Regions from separate parts of the Homo sapiens genome. Here region 1 is linked to region 2. Evidence: read pairs that join two places in POLR2A ChIA-PET (ENCODE). Cell type or tissue: PC-3. All regions are shown on one strand. Links, peaks and the distances in the headings refer to the core of each region. The heading gives the core; the rest is flanking DNA. Region 1 overlaps CAMK1D (calcium/calmodulin dependent protein kinase ID). Region 2 overlaps CAMK1D (calcium/calmodulin dependent protein kinase ID).

What was found. ChIA-PET counts read pairs that join two places held together with the same protein. Peaks named below come from ENCODE experiments on the same cell type or tissue, not always from the same donor. Only the 100,000 strongest peaks of a DNase experiment are listed, where the experiment ranks them.
Region 1: POLR2A ChIA-PET joins it to region 2 with 11 read pairs; 3 of 35 experiments call an interaction of 5 or more read pairs at or near these places.

Annotation. Positions count from the first base shown.
Region 1 is chr10:12,702,262-12,706,660 of GRCh38, forward strand. All of the region lies in intron 3 of CAMK1D (calcium/calmodulin dependent protein kinase ID), which reads left to right. Among named protein-coding and RNA genes, the nearest start is that of MIR548Q, 21 kb to the right of the region's middle. In PC-3, for the core only: no CTCF peak of the experiment used is centred there; DNase peaks (open chromatin) are centred at 1,750, 2,440 and 3,900; H3K4me3 peaks cover 473 bases; H3K27ac peaks cover 4,000 bases.
Region 2 is chr10:12,398,126-12,402,524 of GRCh38, forward strand. All of the region lies in intron 1 of CAMK1D (calcium/calmodulin dependent protein kinase ID), which reads left to right. Among named protein-coding and RNA genes, the nearest start is that of CAMK1D, 51 kb to the left of the region's middle. In PC-3, for the core only: no CTCF peak of the experiment used is centred there; DNase peaks (open chromatin) are centred at 866, 2,286 and 2,606; H3K4me3 peaks cover 478 bases; H3K27ac peaks cover 2,963 bases.

The DNA of each region.
Region 1 (4,399 bases), core at 229-4,228, 300 kb after region 2:
TCTGAGGTCAACCTCGAGGAGGTGAGGTTGTTGGAAACATTCCTGTCAAATCATTCTCATATTCTAGCTAAGCCCCTGTTAAATATGCCACACCTCAGAGGCTTAGAACCCTTTTAAGTTTCAGGCAAACACAGTACAGGGTGTGGGATCTGTTTCTGACACTCTTGAGAGCTACTTGAAGACGGGCTCCATCTGTGCCTCTTGAAACAAAGACACTCGATAAAGGCACACTGAACAAACAATGATGCAAAAATGCAAGTTCCTAGGAATAACAGTAGCTAACTTTTCCTATGAAAGCAGTGTGGGCCGCACCTGTGCCTAGGACTTTACATGTGTATCTCATTTCATCTCTTAAATCCCCGATACGAGGTAGGTTCAGTTATGATGATCCCAGTTTTACAAGAGAAGGAACCATGTGCACAGAGGCACATATGTTGCTTATAGCCTCGTGGCCATGAGCAGCAGAGCTGGTATTTAAGTCCAGGCCATCTGTGAGCTGGGGAGAGAGAGGTAAAGAAGATGCGTAGCACTGGGGATGAGAGGGGCACATTGTCCCATTTTGGTACTTCCTGAAGATTCCACAGTGTGCTTCCTAGGGGCAGCCCGAAGGTCATCAGGAGTGCGCATGATCTGAGATTATTGCCAGAGAGCATTGTTCCTCTCAGATTATAATGCCAGTAACTGGGACCAGTGGGGATTTTATAATCATACAGTCCCCATTACAGAGAAACTGAGGCTTAGTATGTAAAAGGGATGCCCAGTGTTACATTACAGTAGGTCAGAGTTGTTTCCAAAGAAGTTCATCTGATTGTTTTTGTTGTTTTTCCATCCAAGCCATAGCTGGTTACTATTAGGAAGATAGCTAACTAGTTGTCAAATACACCCGGGATTTTTCTGAAGTTTAACCACTTTAAAAATAAATGTGTCATTTGTCACATATTTGTATAATGAGCAGCTTTGGTCAATACCATAACCTCAGTCTCTCCAGAATTTAACACAACTGTGGTGCCATTCCTATTGGACCTACACACTCAACCACAGAATGGAGTCGGGTGAAAGATTGGGTGACTGGATTTGCCATTTCACCGAGTGCTGTGAATGGGTCTCACTCGCAGGGCTCGGAACAGAAGCCACCAGACCCACAGGCCATGGGAGTCCAGTCCCACAGCTGTCTTGGCTCCTGGTGAACTAGGTCAACTGCTAATACCTTAGTAATAGACACTGCCATTGCACAGACCAGGCAATGAGGCATAGTTAACGGCTCTGTCAAACAGCAGCAGCACCTTTCATATGTCGCCCAGATACTTTCAAGACAAATTTGAGTGGGCCGGGCGCGGTGGCTCATGCCTGTAAACCCAGCACTTTGGGAGGCCAAGGCAGGTGGGTCACCTGAGGTCAGGAGTTCGAGACCAGCCTGGCCAATGTGGTGAAACCCCGTCTTTACTGAAAATACAAAAATTAACCAGGTGTGGTGGCATGCGCCTGTAGTCCCAGCTACTCAGGAGGCTGAGACAGGAGAACTGCTTAAACCTGGGAGGCGGAGGTTGCAGTGAGCCGAGATCACGCCACTGCACTCCAGCCAGGACGACAGATCGAGACTCCGTCTCAAAAAAAAAAAAAAAAGACAAATTTGAGTTCAATAAAGGAGAAATGAAAAGCTGTCACAAAATAAGCTCTCATATTTATTCAAAGGTTTGCATTCCATAGATGAATCATGCAGGGTTGCATACTTGAGTCACTCTTCTTGGTGAGCCAAAAGTCACCCAATACTGGGAATAATTTCCCAGCTGTTTGAAACGTGTGTGTGTGTGTGTAAATGTGCAAAGGGTAAGTTATTCAAAAGACCCAATTAGTGGAGTTTATTAACTCTTACTGCAGGTGTGTCCATAGCTGTGCTATATTCATCCCTTTTTTTCCAGCTTTTTAAATATAATTTTAAGAAGAAGCCTCATTAGGGCAAGGTTAAAAAGTAGAATATTGTTTATGTAAAACCCTTGGCTGTTATCAGCATTTCATATAAATGTAGCTAATTACAGTCAGCAGGCTGCCATCATTGCTGGAATAGAAATACGACTTCATTGTAACCATGATCATTATTATCTTAGTTTTGTAGGAGACATAGAGTGAAAATGGCTAGGGACCAGTATAAATGTGGGCATGTTGAGACATTTATCTGCTATAGCTGGCCCTCCCAGATGATACCCTGTTTTCAAGAGTCTCATGTTTTCCATCTCTAAGGTGATAACATTCAAAAAGAAGAGGTTGTTTGATGTTATTGTGTTATATTTTTTAAAAAGAGGAAAAAAAAAAAGAAAGATTACCCCAAGAATGATTCATCAAGTTTTGAAACTCAAGGGAAGTGGATATTATGGATGATTGACAGTTTATAAAATGACAACTGGGAATGAAATGGGTTCTGTCAAGCTTTGTGAGTGGGGCGTGGGGTGGTGCATTGCAATCTGCGATGGCAAACATTGTGGTTTCTGTCATTCCTTTAAATGTTTGAGAACAACTATTTACTGCATCTCCCATGGAAAGTCTATTTCTTATTGTATGAGTATAATGCAAGTTAAAGATCACTTATTTTTCTTTTTGTTCTATTAAAGTGTTCCCTTGCAGCGGTGGTATTGGCAATAATATTGGTTCTAGGAACATGAAATAAAACCTGGTAAATATCATTGGGCAGAATCAAAATATAGAGGCAGTGGCTAGGCTCTCTTTCATAGTCTAGTGTTCCTTCTCTGTAGTGATCAGGGATCAGTTAAGTTAGTTGACATACACACTGCTTATTTAATGGGTTTTAGACTGTAGGTTTCTTCATGCCTGGGTCTTGACCCATCACTGGATACTGAAATCAATTTGGTGAGTTATGACTGGCTTAAAACAAAAAGAAAATAGAACAGAATAGAAAATAATAGGCTGGGCACGGTGGCTCACCCCTGTAATCCCAGCACGTTGGGAGGCTGAGGCAGGCAGATCACCTGAGGTCAGGAGTTTGAGACCATCCTGGCCAACATGGTGGAACCTCGTCTCTACTAAAAATACAAAAATTAGCTGGGCGTGATGGTGAACTCCTGTAATCCCAGCTACTCAGGAGGCTGAGGGAGGAGAATCACTTGAACCCGGGGGTCAGAGGTTGCAGTGAGCCGAGGTTGTACCACTGCACTCCAGCCTAGGTGACAAAGCGAGACTCCAGCTCAAAAAAAAGAAAAGAAAAGAAAAGAATAGAATAATAGTGTACCATGCATCATAACAATAATAAACATCTTGTTTTATGCACCTCTTATTTCACTTCCATGAACGGTGTGTTCGTATAAAGTATGCTGGTTCAGGGAGACCAGCCTGGTCCTCGATTGTGAGTATGGCTCCATGTAGACAATCCTACTCAAGGTAAATGCAACCAGAAACAAAGGACATTGCCCCTAACAAGGACTTGGGCCAGAATTCCATTGTTCGGCCTTCTTGCCAAGGGCTGAGACATGCTTTCTGTCAGTATCATTGAAGTATGATGGATGGTTCGTGCTAGTCTAAGAGGAGCAATATCTCACGTCGCTGGAGTGTCTAGGGACAAGAATGCTTTTATTAAACAGCTACCTTAACTAAAAGTGATGCTCACTGTTAACCATTGGTTTCATGATGCCAGGCAGTACTTGAACATCTTCATGGGATGTATTATAATAACTTAGCATCCCTATTTAGCACTGAGTTATACTGAATTCATTTAATCCTTATCCATTTAGATAATTACAGTGCAGTAGTCCTGCTTTATCTGAGGGGGGTGTGTCCCAAGACCCCAGTGGATGTAGAAATGGCAGATAGTAGGTGTACACTAAGGTTTTTTAATCCAATAACTGAGATGGCTTCTAAGTGACTAACTGGCAGGTAGTGTAGACAACGTTTGGATGGATGGGCTGGACAGAGGGATGATTCATATCCTGGGTGAGACAGAGTAGGATGGCACAGGATTTCATAGCTACTTGGAATGGCTCGCAATTTAAAATTGTTTATTAACTGTATTAATTGTTTATATGTGGAATTTTCCATTTAATATTTTCAGACCGCAGTTGACGGCAGGTAACTGAAACTGAGGCTAAGGGGGCTACCGTGTCGTCCTTCTGAAATTCAGTACCACAGCACAGCAGTGTAGATGGAGATAGAATGTGGAAAGGGCTGGGTGTGGTGGCTCACACCTGCAATCCCAGCACTTTGAGAGGTCAAGGCAGGAAGATCTCTTGAGCCCAGGAGTTCAAGACCAGCCTGGGCAATATAGTGAGACCTCATCTCTATAAAAAATTTTTCAAACCCTTAGCTGAGCATGGTGGGTACACCTGTAGTCCCAGCTACCTGGGAGGCTGAGGTGGGAGGATTATAATCATGTGTTTTTGTTGTAAACAACTTG
Region 2 (4,399 bases), core at 313-4,312:
AATACCACAGAGATTTGATACCCACTGTCATCCATTTAAAAAGAAGCTCATCTTTAACCACTGGAATTTCTACCTCATTCTTTTTTTTTCTTTAGAGTCATATTCTATTCTCATAGAATTTTATCCTAGGATATTATATTTGTTCTTGCCAAAAATATGTATATACATTTAAATTAAGTTTCCTGTGGCTAGAGGGCCTACATATTTTCAAAGCTTCTTGTATTTATTTCTTTATTTTTAGAGATGGAGTTTCACTCTTGTTGCCCAGGCTGGAGTGCAGTGGTGCGGTCTCAGCTCACTGCAACCGCTGCCTCCGGAGTTCGAGTGATTCTCCTGCCTCAGACTCCTGAGTAGCTGGGATTACAGGTGCCTGCCACTATGCCTGGCTAATTTTTATATTTTTAGAAGAGACGGGGTTTCACCATGTTGGCCAGGCTGGTCTTGAACTCCTGACCTCAGGTGATCCGCCCGCCTCGGCCTCCCAAAGTGCTAGGATTACGGGCATGAGCCACCGTGCCCAGCCCAAAAGTTGTTGTATTTAGTTATTGTGATGATGATTCTACATTTGAACAAAACAAAGATATTATAAATTTTGATAAATAAAAGGAGAATATAGAATTTATTTGGAAATATATCTCCTAATAAAAATCCATAGAGTTTTTGGGGTCTTTTTTTTTTCTTTCAGTTGTTTGATATGGATGAAGATTACTCATTGCTGGGATAAGGAGGTCAGAATTAGTCCTTTTCCTATTTTTGTGTTTTTATAGATGTTAGTACAAAGAAACCAGATGTAACTGAGTAGATGGGATAGGAGTTTTTCATAGCAGTCCCTCAGTGAGTTCTTTGGACTCTTGCCGATTTCTGTGTCACATTATTTATTCTGCCTGCATCACAGTTGCTGCTGTTAGCCTTTTCCTTTCTAGCAGGTCTCTCTTGAGTGGAAGGAGCATGCCCTACTGGGAATGGTATTGAAATATGCATAGAGGTGGGTGAAGGTGGTATGGGAGTGCTCTCAAACCATGGTCTCCTTGAGGCTTACTGGTGTGAGGGAGTGGGAGGTAGTCCCCAAGTATATCCAGGAAGATAAAAGTTGAGGGCCGGCTGGGCGTGGTGGCTCACACCTGTAATCCAGCACTTTGGGAGGCCGAGGCAGTGGATCACCTGAGGTCAGGAGTTTGGACCAGCCTGGCCAACATGGTGAAACCCTGTCTCTACTAAAAATACAAAAATTAGCTGGGTGTGGTGGCAGGCGCCTGTAATCCCAGCTACTTGGGAGGCTGAGGCAGGAGAATCACTTGAACTTGGGAGGTGGAGGTTGCAGTGAGCTGAGATCGCACCACTGCACTCTTGCCTGGGTGACAGAGCAAGACTCCGTCTGAAAAAAAAAAAAGAAGTTGAGGGTCATTGCTGGACTGCAGGGTTCCTAAGGATAGGAGCCACACCATGGCTTAGATCTGTTGGGACACCCCTACTATGACACCTAATGAAGGGGTTTGCACTATATGCCAGTAATGTCATAAGAGTAAAACAAACTATAGTGCTTCCACAGTTTTTGTGGATTCTGTATTTGCAAATTCACCTATTCACTAAAATGTATTTGCATTTTTGTTGGTGATTTTGCTGCTTAAAGTAGCCCCAAGCATAGTTCAGAAGTGTCTAGTGTTCCTAAGTGTGGAAAGGCTGTAAGGTACCTTGCAGAGAAAATTTGTAATGTTAGTTTCTTCAAGCATGAGTTGTGGTGCTGATGGCTGTGAGTTCAATATTAATGAATCAACAATATGTGTTAAATGACATGTCTTTAAACAGAAACACACATAAAGCAAAGTTCTATATTGGTGAGATGATGTGACTAGAGAGGCCTGTAGGAACCTAGTCCTGTTTCTCCCCTAGGAGCAATGGTTCAGTATTGGCTAATACGGCATTCACGGCAACTTCTGAAAACATAACTACTGCAGATGATGTGACGCGATGGGATGTCATTTGCGCCTGGATGTTACGACTTTAGGAATTTAAGAAATAATTTCAGGATAATGTCTAGGTAGGTAGGTTTTTAACTCGGAATTTCAAGGGAGTGGCAAGCATTTAATTTTTACAAGACAGTCTTTGGAAGCAGTCCCCTAACAGAGTGGCAACCATTGGAAAGTCTTCTGAGTGCATCCAAAGGAGGATTTCTAATGATGGGAAGTGCCTTTGCCGTTTAAACTTCACTGTGAGCTCACTTCTTGCTGCGTACCTAAAGTCTGAGCAGTCAAGCGAAGTGCTGAGTAAGGAGAAGAGCATCTCAGTGACTCTTTTATTATTTGACTATAGCTTATATCACCGGAAGATAAAAGACCTCAGAAGAGGAGTGCAGAGTTTGGAAGCTGCCCAAGACTCCCAATTTACATTCAGAACCGTGATTTATTCTCTGATTTCACGTAGCTTAAACTTTTTTCTTAATAGCCGCTAGCTCTACAAATTTTAATCCCTACTAAATAGTATATAAAATGTAATTGTCTTGATGTTGAGAACTTTATCTTCTGAGGGACTGAGTGTATTTTGAGATGTGACCTGATTTCTCTGGAATCCCCACTTGAGGGCTTTATGTTTTCACAGATGGAGACTTACAACTGTACCAGAGTGTGACGTAGGCCTCCAGGAAATGCGTTCTTCTGGTTTAATTCCTCTCATCCTTCAGGACAGACCTCTGGTCTAGCAGTACCTTTCCTGGGCCAGGCACAGTGGCTCGCACCTGTAAACCCAGAACTTTGGGAGGCCGAGGTGGGCAGATTGCTTGAGCCCAGGAGCTCAAGACCAACCTGTGCAATATAGCGAGGCCCCTGTCTCTACAAAACCAGAAAAACAAACAAAAAAGGAATGCCTTTTCTGTCTTTACCTTTCTCCTTTATAGATTGTTTTATAATATATAAATATATGTATTATATATATTATATATATATTTTATATATATAATATATGTATTATATATATTATATATATATTTTATATATATAATATATGTATTATATATATTATATATATATTTTATATATATATAATATATGTATTATATATATTATATATATATTTTATATATATATAATATATGTATTATATATATTATATATATATTTTATATATATATAATATATGTATTATATATATTATGTATATATTTTATATATATATAATATATGTATTATATATATTATGTATATATTTTATATATATATAATATATATAAAGCTCAAATCAGATTCCAGGCCTGATATACCTCCCCAAAGAAATTATAAAACCACCAGTTACTTTTCCTTCCCATGTATGTTGTCTCTCCTAATAGCTACTTAATCAGTCTGAGCCTCTACTTTGTTCTTGGGCCTGTGTTAGGTGCTGGGGGCACAAAAACAGCCAGTGCTGAGCCCTGGGGTCAGGGAGCACATTCCCTAGGGAGAAGGATCTGTACAACAGTGTGGAGGGGCTGGCAGATAGGGAGGCTCCCACAAGGAGCCTCAGAAGGGGGCCGTCAGGGTGCCTCAGTTTGTCTGGGAGACTCAGGGAAGGCTTCACAGAGGAGGTGAGCTGGGCCTGTGGCTTGAGGGATGGGTAGGAGTTTACCAGGTGAGCAAGAGAGAGAGGGCTTCCAAGCTGGTAGACCAGCTTTGGTCCTGAGACACAGAGGATGGATGAATGAGAAGACGGTCTGTTTTGGCATTCAGGCATGTATAGGGGAGTAGTGAGAGAGAAAGCTGAAAAGAGGCTTTGGTTGTCCGGGAATATATATATTCTCAGACTATATATATATATATATATGGACAGAATCTTGCTCTGTCACCCAGGCTGGAGTACAGTGGCGCGATCTCCGCTCATTGCAACCTCCGCCTGCCGGGTTCAAGCTATTCTCATGCCTCAGCCTCCCTAGTAGCTGGAATTACAGGTGGGTGCAACCATGCCCAGCTAATTTTTGTATATATATATATTTTTTTGAGATGGAGTCTCGCTCTGTCGCCTTGTGTTTTTAATAGAGACAGGGTTTTGCCATGTTGGCCAGGCTGGTCTCGAACTCCTGACCTCAAGTGATCTGCGTGCCTCGGCTTCCCAAAGTGCTGGGATTACAGGCACGAGCCACCGCGCCTGACTGCCATTTTTTGAGACAGCATTTCAATCTGTTGCTCAGGCTGGAGTGCAGTGATGTGATCACAGCTCACTTCAGTCTCTACCTCCCAGGCTCAATTGATCCTCCCACCTCAGCCTACTGGGTAGCTGGGACCACAGGCGGGCACCACCATGCCCAGCTAATTTTTGTTTTTTGTAGAGACAGGGTTTTGCCATGTTACTCGGGCTAGTCTCAAACTCCTGCTCTCAAGTGACCCGCCTGCCTCGGCCTCCCAAGTGGGACTTTTTATGCCACACTTAGTCATTT